2 separate regions of the Homo sapiens genome follow, and region 2 is linked to region 1. A link is an interaction called in ENCODE POLR2A ChIA-PET data of the cell type or tissue named here. Cell type or tissue: Panc1. All regions are shown on one strand. Links, peaks and the distances in the headings refer to the core of each region. The heading gives the core; the rest is flanking DNA.

Region 1 (5,547 bases), core at 777-4,776:
TCCGCCCTTCCCTCTCCTTTTCCCTTCCATCCGGTTGCTTCTCCAGCTCTTCTTGGGGCACTTGGGCTTTAGATTCAGAGGGTCCTGGATCCCAAGCCCATTTCTTCCACTGGGCAAGTAAGTGCCTTCTGCTCCCAGTGCCCCACCTTTCTCATCTGCAAAATAGGCAGTCGTAGGTGCCTTGCAAGGTGTGTTACTCGGGTATGAAGTTTATAAGTGCCCAACAGATGTATCCGCAAGCCCTTTAACTTGTTGGTTGTCATATTGTATGACTTGGAATAAAGCATGTATGAATTAGAGGTTACAGACTGAAACTGTCCCAGACTTCCATCTCCTCACAGCATCCCCACCTCTAAAAGCATCCTGTTTACAAAGGGAAATAGTAGAATCAGCACTTAAATTAAGGCAGGGCCCTAGCGGCTTCAAGTAACCCTACCTGAACCCCTGTCTGAAATACTGCAGATGACCTGGGTTCAAATGCTACCTCAGCCACTTAGTAACCATGTGACCTTGAGCAGGCTACTTAAAGTTTCTGGGTCTTGATTTCTTCATCTGTAAAACAGGTATAATAACAGAACCTACCTCAAGGTAGTGAGGATTAAATCAGCTCGTGTTTGAAAAGTCGTTAGGACAGGGCCTGGTACGGGAACCGCTGAATGAGTGTTACTCAGCTCAGAGTTTACTTCTGTACATCTTGCCCAGATCTGGGGTGATTCTGCCTGGGGTTAGGACAGGGTTGGGGTGTTAGTTTGACTGTAGCCCCTTGGGTGCTTCAGCTTGTGAAGTCAGGATGAACAGGTGTAACCAGCCCCAGGCCTGCTGTCTTGCTACTTCTGTTGTGGCCACAACTCCCTTTGCCCTCAGACCCTCTCATTTTTGGGAGAAGGCAGGGTGAGATGGGGGCAGATGCTCCAATGGACTCCACTTATGGCCTTGGGAAAGCTGGGCCAGCTCATGGGACCATGTCAAAAGACGGTAGGTTTCATGTCCAACTCTGGAACTGGATGGGACAATCACAGGGTAGCTAGAAGGCAAAACTGGAGAGCAGCGAGGGGAATCGAGGGGACCTGCTTCCCGAGGAGCAGCTAGAATACTTGGTTATTATTACCAATGCAGCTGCAGGACCTGGTCCACTTCTACAAGCCCGTGACTGTTCCCAGGCTTCTGTCACGCACCAGCATTCACCTGTCAGGGCTGCCGTAGGTGGGCTTGCATTTTGTGCATTGTACCAAGGTGCCCAGCTGAGGGTTGAGAGGACCTGAAATGCAGTCCACACTCAGCTCTCCAACCTAAGAGTCCTGGAGCAAAAGACCCCTTCTGCTATGTTCTTGGGGCTAGGTCTGCCCGGAGTGGCCCATTTTTCCAGTCCCACCAAAGCCCTGGAATAGTGTAGTGGCACCTAGCTACCTGAACTTGTGAGCACGTATCTATAGTCGACTGAGTTGCCACTATACCCTGGAGTGCCCCCTCTCTGGGCTTCCTCCTGGCCCTCATACCCACCTCCTACTCTTACCTACGTGCAGGTCCTAGGGCTGGCTGGGAGTCCGAGAGGGGAATGCCCTGGTAACTGAACAGGCTCACCCTTGAGTGTGGCCTAAGGCGGTTTCCTGCCTCATCCCAGGGGGCTCATTAGATGTTCCTGGCAGTGTGCCCATCCTGGGCAGGCTCGTGGTGACCATGGGACGCCGGGCCCAGGGCCCTAGTGCCCTCCCTTGCATGCATCTTAGGAGAAAGAGTCATGGAACTGGATATTACACACCCCTCTTTCCTCCTGCCACTCACTCCTCTACTGAATTCCCACCCATGCCCCGTAAGGACCCAGATGCCTAGGGACAGTGGGGCTATGTCTGTGGTTTAAAACAAAATCCCTTGAAGTGGAGCGTCCAGCTTGCCCTGCATCTGGGGTCCTTCATAGGGAACCCTAATTATTGTTGATGAACAGCACATTCCTGGGGTGCTTAAGATGCAGGGAGCCGATTTGTGGCCTCGCCCAGTGGCCAGTAGGGAGAGGAGGATGAGGGGACAGCCACTGGGGGCTCCACAGTCAGCTGGAAATCTCTGAAAGGAACACTTCAAAGAAGTGTGTGGAATTTGGGTTCTCTTGCGTTGGAACTACCATGCAGAGCTCCAGGACCAAAGCCTCGGTCAGGAGCAGGAGTGGTGCTGAGTAGAAACAATGGCGCCCAGTGCTTCCCAGCCTGGCCACGTGGGGAGAAACAAAACACGCCTCCTCTCATGGCCCTCCAAAGTCTTTTTGGGCCACCTTATTTGGACACTTAATGGGAGTTATTATTATTGTTATTTTGAGATGGAGTTTCGCTCTGTCTCCCAGGCTGGAGTACAGTGATGCCATCTCCGCTCACTGCAGCCTCCACCTCCCAAGTTCAAGTGATTCTCCTGCCTCAGCCTCTCGAGCAGCTGAGACTACAGGTGCCCGCCACCATGCTTAGCTAATTTTTGTATTTTTGTAGAGATGGGATTTCACCATGTTGTCCAGGCTGGTCTCGAACTTCTGACCTTAGGTGATCTGCCCATCTTGGCCTCCCAAAGTGCTGGGATTACAGGCATGAGCCACCACATCCGGCCTTAAAGGGAGTTATTAATTCCCTCCTGCCCCAGAAGTGCCGGGCGGGAAAGCTCTGGACGCAGTATTTCTGAAGCAGATTGGACAGAAATCTGCAGGCCTGCAAACTGCAGTCAACAAAACGCCATTGAGCAGAGAGAATGGAGCATTTGGCACAAATCAGCTGCTTGCCCTCTGGCCCTGGAGGAGGCAGCCAGGGTCAAGGCTGCCCTGGGAAGCCCTGATGCTGGTCGCTTGTTGAGCCCTCAGCCCGGTTACTGGCTTCCCTCCTTGACATGGTCTCAACTGGACATGAGCCTTTGTCCCCAGCTCTGTCCTATGGGCCAGCATCTCTTTGGCTCTGCAGAGGTGAGTGGAAGGCGCTCTAACTGCGGATGCTCAGAGCCTGGCTTTGTAAAGTAGCTTGCCACCCTTACTAACTGCACAACCTTGGGCAAGCTCCTGGCCTTCTCCAGGCCCATTTTCACATTAGCAAGAGAGGAATAATGGCCATCTTCACAGTGTTCTGAGAGGATTACATGAAATAATGTATGTAAAGTGTTTGGCATGGTGCCTGGCACATGCTGCATCCGTAGTAAAAAGGTAGCTTCTGCTCTGGTGTGCTAGAAACCCCCTGCCAGCCTTGCTTGGTGAGGTTATTTGCATCCATTTTTGTGCACACTGGTGGTATGCAGGCCCTCTGCTAGGTGCCAAGCCTTGTCAGGCTTAGTGCCTGCCCTGGTAGAAAAGACAAAGCAAGGCCCCCAGGAGCTGATTGGAGGTCATTACCAGGGGTCCTGCTTAATTATAGCCCAGTTATTAAGTGCTCCTGATTCAGCCTTTTCAAAGTCCTCCTTTGCCTGAAGAACCTCCTCTGCATGGGGCTGGACCATGCCTCTCCCTGCCTGCCCTTCACTGGTTCTGCTCTGCCTTCAGCACAACCCACATCCAGCTGGTGTTGAAATACCTCTGTGCCAACCCAGGAGAGCGCTAAACTTGCACAACTTTTGGGGCATATCTGGATATACCAGCATGTTCATCCTCTAGGCAAGAGACAGAGGGTGGCACGGGGCCTGGAGAAAAGGCTAGACTCGGGTCATGTCATCAATCACTCCTTCCTTTATCTTCTTAGAGCCTGTTGCCTCTCACTCCACCCCCATGGGTGCTCAGGCTGGCGCAGGACTCAGGGGGCCTCTGATGTGGCCCTCCCTGGGGATCGGGGCAACAGGAACAACACAACGCGAGACTCCTGTGGTCGAGGCCTGCCTTCCCTCAGATTAGCTTTTTGGGAAGTCTGCTCCCTTGGACTGCATTCTCCATGCTTTTCCCCAGCTGGTTTCCCTGCCCCTCCTCTTCACATTCTGACCTCCCTGTGCTGGATGTGGGACAGCTATCCTGTCTGTAAGATAAGATAATTAAAAGCCTGGTGGCTCTTTCCCTGCTGCCACCAAGTCATGCAGAGACGGAGGCTCAGGCTCAGTTGCGTTCAAGATTCGGCTTCACCCGTAACCCACTGCCATGGCCGAGGAAGGCATTGCTGCTGGAGGGGTAATGGACATTAATGCTGCTTTACAAGAGCTGTTGAAGACAGCCCTCATCCACGATGGCCTAGCACATGGAATTCGCAAAGCTACCAAAGCCTTAGACAAGCGCCAAGCCCATCTTTGTGTGCTTGCATCCAACGGTGATGAGACTGTGTATGTCAAGTTGGTGGAAGCCCTTTGTGCTGAGCACCAAATCAACCTAATTAAGGTTGATGACAAAAGAAACTGGGGGAATGGGTAGGTCTCTGTCAAATTGACAGAGAGGGGAAACCCCGTAAAGTGGTTGGTTGCAGTTGTATAGTAGTTAAGGACTATGGCAAGGAGTCTCAGGCCAAGCATGTCATCAGAGAGAACTTCTAATGCAAGAAATGAAGAAAATATCTTTGGCTCACAAAAAAAACAAAAAAAGCCTGGTGCCCACAGCGGCTCTATACTTATTAGCTCACCATCGACCCTCTTCTGGGCACTGAATACTGGAACACTAAGGGGTGGCTCCTGCCCTGTGGCAGAGATGGTCACAGAAGAGTAGAGTGGCTACAGAGTGATACACAGAGGTGGAGTGTTCTGTCCAGCTGCTAGAGTTCTGCCTCCCAGGCCTGTGATCTGACTTGTTGTGCATGGAAGCTCTATTCTGCACTCCTGGATCCATCTGGAAGCCCATCCTGTAGTCTTAACAGGCTTCCGAGAGGTGGGGGGCCTGTGGCGAGGGGGTTTCAGTGGGGATGGTAGGTAGGAGACAGAAGCCATCATTTTACCATACTCCTAAAGAGGAGCCAAATTAGCCAACTCGTGTCCTCTTTTTTGGCATCTTTTGGCCCATCCTCTAGGAAGGGGGCCAACTGGAAGAGCAAATAAAAGCGGCCATTGCGGTGCACTCCCTGTGTGCCAGGCACTGCTGTTGGATGTGGAAGTGCATTGCTTTATCTCATGCAGATGAGGAAACCAAAGCTCAGTGAAGCTAACTCATTATCAAGGTCATGCAGCTATAGAAGAGTTTGGGACCAAGCCTTGGGCCACAGTTCTCGATTCAGCAACCACATTCTTTCCATTAGAACAGCTGCCTCCTGCTTCACCTGTGAATCGTACAAAAGCAGCAAGATGACCCGGCTCAGCCCTTGAATAATTGCAGGTTATATTTTTCCATCTGTTAAAGAAATCTGTTGAGGTCAGTCTCTGGACGGGGCAGGGGATCCAGCCGAGGCCCCTGGTTGCATGGCCATAGTTGGGAAGAGGGCAGAGCTGGCAGACATGTGGCACACAGGAGACTGAGGCACACATCTCAGACAGAAGTTTGCAAACTGAAGGGTAGTGGGCCACAGCCAGCCTGGAGATACATTTTGTTTGACTTCCAAGTTCTTTAGAAAAATTTTAATTAGGCCAGGTGCGGTGGCTCACGCCTATAATCCCAGCACTTTGGGAGGCCGAGGCGGGTGGACCACT
Region 2 (5,547 bases), core at 691-4,690, 510 kb before region 1:
GTTAACAAGGAACACAGTAAACTGATAAGTACAACACAGAGATATGTTAGATGATAGAGGTGAGCACAGGGTGCTTCTAAACACAGATGTGTATCATCTGTTTTTTGTTTTTGTTTTTGAGACAGAGTTTTGCTCTTATTGCCCAGGCTGGAGTGCAATGGCGCAATGTCAGCTCACTGCACCCTTCGTCTCCCGGGTTCAAGCGATTCTCCTGCTTCAGCCTCCTGAGCTGGGATTACAGGCATGCGCCACCACGCATGGCTGATTTTTTATATTTTTAGTAGAGATGGTGTTTCACCATGCTGGTCAGGCTGGTCTGGAACTCCTGACCTCAGGTGATCCACCTACCTCGAGCTCCCAAAGTTCTGGGATTACAGGTGTGAGCCACCACGCCTGGCCTCATCTGTTTTTTATACCTACAATTCTGCCTTTTTCACAATATCATATAAATTGAATCATATAGTATGTAGCGTTTTCTTTTCTTTTCTGATTTATTTTACTTAGCATAATGCATTTGAGATTATCTATGTTGTGCACATCAGTAGTTTGTAATTTTTTATTCCACAATGTGAATGTATTATAATTCATTATCCATTCACCCACTGAAGTACATTTGTGTTGTCTCTAATTTGAAGCCATTATAAATAAAGCTGCTATAAATATTTAAGTACAGATTTTGATGTGAAACATAAGTTTTAATTTTCCTACTGTAATATGCAGGAATGTGATTGCTGAAACATATGGTATGTTTAACTTTGTAAGAAACTGCCAAACTGTTTTCCAAAGTGGCTATCCTATTTTGTATTACCACTGACAATGCGTGAGAGCTTATCTGTTTGCCTGTTGGTGGACATTGGGTTGTTTCCACTTTGGGGCTCCTACAAATAAAGTTGTAATGACTGTTCGTGTACAAGTCTTTGTATGGACATATGTTTTCAGTTCCCTTCTACCACTCCTAAGAGTGGAATGACTGGATATGATGGTAGATAATGTGTTTAACTGTCCTGCAGGGGACAGGCCTATGCAAACCTACCCCTAAAAGTCTGAGAAAGCTGAGAGGCCAAAGCAAGAGGCTGACATACCCAGTTTCTCAGAAACAAACATTTAATAAATAAATACAATTTAAACAAACAAACAGAAGCCATGTCTCAGGAGCAAGACAAGATGGTGGATCCCTGCCATTATCCACCAGACCCAGGGTTTCTGTGCTATAGAGAAAGGTGCTTCAGAAGGAATGTGTAAGATAATTGCTTAAGGACAGAATTTATGGCAAGAATGATAACATCAAGGTTGTTTTGACCTAAGGGCAATATTTACAGTAAGTGGTGCTCTTACACAAGGAATGAGTCAAATGGAAATCTTAGAGGTTTTTCTGGAACTGGGGATAATCAGAAGTTAACATGGAGGATTAGCATCTAAGATGGAGTTGCTTTGGCCTCCACATTAGCGTTTTAAGAAATTGCCAAACTGTTTTCCAAACCAGTTGTACTATTTTGGTTTCCCAATAGTGTGTATGAGCATTCTTATTGTACATCTTCAACAACACTTTCATGGTCTATCTTTTTAACTTTAGGCATTTTAATATACGTGTAGTGGTATCTCATGATTTTAATTTGCATTTCACAAATGACTAATGATGCTGAACATCTTTTTATGAGTCTATCTGCCATCTGTATATCTTCTTTGGTTAAGTATCTGTACAAATTTTTTGCACATATTTAAAAATTGTTGGGTTATTTCTTTTTTTTTTTTTTTTTTTTGAGATGGAGTCTCGCTCTGTCGCCCAGGCTGGAGTGCAGTGGCACGATCTCGGCTCACTGGTTTCACACCATTCTCCTGCCTCAGCCCCCCGAGTAGCTGGGACTACAGGTGCCCACCGCCATGCCCAGCTAATTTTTTGTATTTTTTAGTAGACATGGGGTTTCACCATGTTACCCAGGATGGTCTCGCTCTCCTGACCTCATGATCTGCCCGCCTTGGCCTCCCAAAGTGCTGGGATTACAGGCGTGAGCCACTGCACCCGGCCGGGTTACTTCTTTTATTACTGAGTTTTGAGAGTTTTAAAAATACTCTGGACAAAAGTACTTTATCAGATAAGTGACTTGCACATATATTTTCTCCCCATCTGAGGATTACCTTTTATTCTCTTAACAGTGTGTTTTGAAGAAACACAAGTTTATTTTTGAAAAGGTTTAAATGACCAGTTTGTTCTTTTTAGGTTATACTTTAATGTCATATCTAGGAAATCTTTGTCTAAGAGAAGATTGCCAAAGTTTTCTTCTAGAAGTTTTATAGTTTTCAGTTTTACATTTAGGTGTATGATTTTACTTTGAGTTAATTTTTGCATATGGTGCAAGGTATGGATCGGCATTCATTTTTTTCCTATATAGATATCTAATTGCTCCAGCATTATTTGCTGAAAAGAATATCCTTTTTCCACCGAATTGTCTTTGTGCTTGTGTCAAAAATAAGTTCTCCATATATGTTTGCATCTAATTTAGGACTCCCTATTTGATTTCATTGATCTGTTTGTTTATTTTGATACCAATACCACACTGTCTTGAATATTGTAACTTTGTGATAAGTCTTGAAATTAAGTAGTGTTAGTCCTCCAATTATGAGTTGTAAAGTTAGCTTCTTAATTTCTGGAAAAAAAAAAGCCACCTGGGATTATCATAGGGATTGTGTTGAATTTGTACATGAATTTGAAAAGAATTGACATTTTAACAAAATTGAGTCTTCCAACTCATAAATAAGGTATCACACTCTCCATTTATTTAGGTCTTCTTTAATTTCTGTCAGCAATATTTTATAGTTTTCAGTATGTGGGTGGGTGTTTTTTAGAGAGGGAGTTTCGCTGTATTGCCCAAACTGGAGTGCAGCAACATGATCATAGCTCACTGCAACCTTGAACTCCTGGACTCAAAGCAATCCTCTCACCTCAGCCTGCTGAGCTGCTAGAATTACAGGTGCAAGCCACCTTGCCTAGCCCAGGATACAGGTTTTATATATCTTTTGTCAGATTTATCCCTAAGTAGTTCATGTTTTTGATACTGTTGTAAATGGTATTTTTATTTCAATGTTTGGTTTGTTATTGCCAGTACATAGAAATACAATCAGTTTTTGTATATTGAACTTGTATCTTACCACCTTGCTCTCCTCATTTATTAGTTCTAGAAAATGTTTTTGTAGATTTCCTCAGATTTCCTATATAAGCATATCATCTGGAGATAAAGACAGCTTTATGTTTTTCTTTCCACTGATGAAGTAGTTCCATCACTCCAAAAAACTCCCTCATGCTGTCCTTTTTTTTTTTTTTTTTTTTTGAGACAGAGCCTCACTCCGTCACCCAGGCTGGAGTGCAATGGCACAATCTCAGCTCACTGCAACCTTTGCCTCCCAGATTCAAGCGATTATTGGTCCTCAGCCTCCTGAGTAGCTGGAATTACAGGCACACACCACCACACCCAGCTTATTTTTGTATTTTTAGTAGAGGTGGGGTTTTGCCATGTTGCCCAGGCTGGTCTTGAACTCCTGACCTCAAGTGATTCACCCGCCTTGGCCCCCCAAAGTGCTGAGATTACAGACATGAGCCACCATGCCCAGCCATGCTGTCCTTTTTGAATAACACCCTTCCCTGCTTATAACTCTTGACAAACACTGATCTGTTCCCCATTACTCAGTTTGCATTTTTGAGAATGCTGTATAAATGGAATTGGACTGCATATAAATTTTGAGACTGTTTTCTTTCACTCATCATAATGTCTTTGAGATTCATCCATGTTGTTGTGTGGATCAGTAGTTTTTTGCTTTTTATTACTGATTAGTATTCTATTATATGGATATACCACAGTTTGTTTATCCATTGATAAACCTGTTGAAGGACATTTGGATTGTTTCCCATTTTTGACAATTATAAGTAGAGCTGTCATAAACATTTGTGTAGAGGTTTTTGTGTGAACTTACATTGGTGGTGGTGGTGGTGGTGGTGGTTGTTTTTGTTTGAGACAGGGCCTCACTCTGTCACGTAGGCTGGAGTACAGTGGTGTGATCATGGCTCACTGCAGCCTTGACCTCCCTGGCTAAAGCAATCCTCCCACCTCAGCCTCCCAAGTAGCTAGGACTACAGGTGCACATCACCACACCCAGCTAATTTTTGTATTTTTTGTATAGATGAGGTTTTGCCATTTTGCCCAGGTTGGTCTTGAACTCCGGGGCTCAAGCAATCTGCCTGCCTTGGCCTCCCAAAGTGCTCGGATGATAGGTTAGTTTTAATACTCCTAGGGTAGATACTCAGGAATGGGATTGCTGGGTCATATGGTAAATATATGTTTAACTTTATAAGACACTGTCAAATCCTTTCTCAGAGTGGCTGTCCTGTTCAGCATTTTCAACAGCAATGTATGGGAGTCCAGTTGCTCTGCATCTTCACCAGTGCTTAGTATTGTCAGTTTGTTTGTTTGTTTGTTTGTTTTTTAGAGACAAAGTCTCACTCTGTTACTCAGGCTGTAGTGCAGTGGCATGATCACAGCTCACTACAGCCTTGACCTCCCTGGCTCAAGCAATCCTCCTACCTCACCTGGGACTGAGGTGCACGCCACCCCCACCCCAGTGGTTTTTTAAAATTCCTTGTAGAGATGGGGTCTCACTGTGTTGCTTAGACTGGTGTCAGACTCCTGGCCTCAAGCAATCTTCCCACCTTGGCCTCCCAAAGTGCTTGGATTACAGGCATGAGCTGCCACACCTGGCACTATTTTTTTTATTTTAGCCATTCTAATATGTATGTAAAATATTTTAAACATATATTTACCATATGACCCAGCAATCCCATTCCTGAGTATCTACCCTAGGAGCATTAAAACTATTAAAAGTGATCCATGGGTTATTAAGAAGCGTGTTAGTTTCCTAATATTTTGAGGTCTTGTATACATTGAACCATCGAAATTTCTGTTATTGATTTCTAAAATAATTCTGTTGCAGTCAGAGAACATACTTTGTATTATTTAAGTTCTTTCAAACTTAGTAAGAGTTGGTTTATGGCCTGGAATATGGTTTGTCTTGGTAAATGTTTCATGTGCACTTAAAAATAATTTGCAATCTGCTGTTTTGGGTAGAGCGTTCTGTAACTGTCAATTGGAAAAAATTACTTAATAGTGTTATTGAAGTTTTCTGTATCCTCACAGATTTTTCTGTTTATGTGTTCTATAATTTATTGAGAAGAGGGTATTGAAATCTCTGACTATAATTGTGGATCTTCCTGTTTCTCATTAAATTCTATCCATTTTTACTTTGTGTATTTTGAAGCTCTGTTATTAGGTGCATAAACATTTAGGACTTTTATACCCACTTGATCAATTGACACTTTTATAATTTTTTTTTTTTTTTTTTTGAGACGGAGTCTCTCTCTGTCGCCCAGGCTGGAGTGCAGTGGTGCAATCTCGGCTCACTGCAAGCTCCGCCTCCTGGGTTCACGCCATTCTCCTGCCTCAGCCTCCCAAGTAGCTGGGACTACAGGCGCCTACCACCACGCCCGGCTGATTTTTTTTT

The links. Peaks named below come from ENCODE experiments on the same cell type or tissue, not always from the same donor. Only the 100,000 strongest peaks of a DNase experiment are listed, where the experiment ranks them.
Region 2: POLR2A ChIA-PET joins it to region 1 with 11 read pairs; 2 of 35 experiments call an interaction of 5 or more read pairs at or near these places.

The regions. Positions count from the first base shown.
Region 1 is chr15:90,202,489-90,208,035 of GRCh38, forward strand. The region is part of intron 1 of SEMA4B (semaphorin 4B); the gene reads left to right. It also overlaps the pseudogene RPS12P26. Among named protein-coding and RNA genes, the nearest start is that of SEMA4B, 3.9 kb to the left of the region's middle. In Panc1, for the core only: no CTCF peak of the experiment used is centred there; no DNase peak of the experiment used is centred there; H3K4me3 peaks cover 4,000 bases; H3K27ac peaks cover 4,000 bases.
Region 2 is chr15:89,692,509-89,698,055 of GRCh38, forward strand. The region is part of intron 1 of WDR93 (WD repeat domain 93); the gene reads left to right. Among named protein-coding and RNA genes, the nearest start is that of WDR93, 4.5 kb to the left of the region's middle. In Panc1, for the core only: no CTCF peak of the experiment used is centred there; no DNase peak of the experiment used is centred there.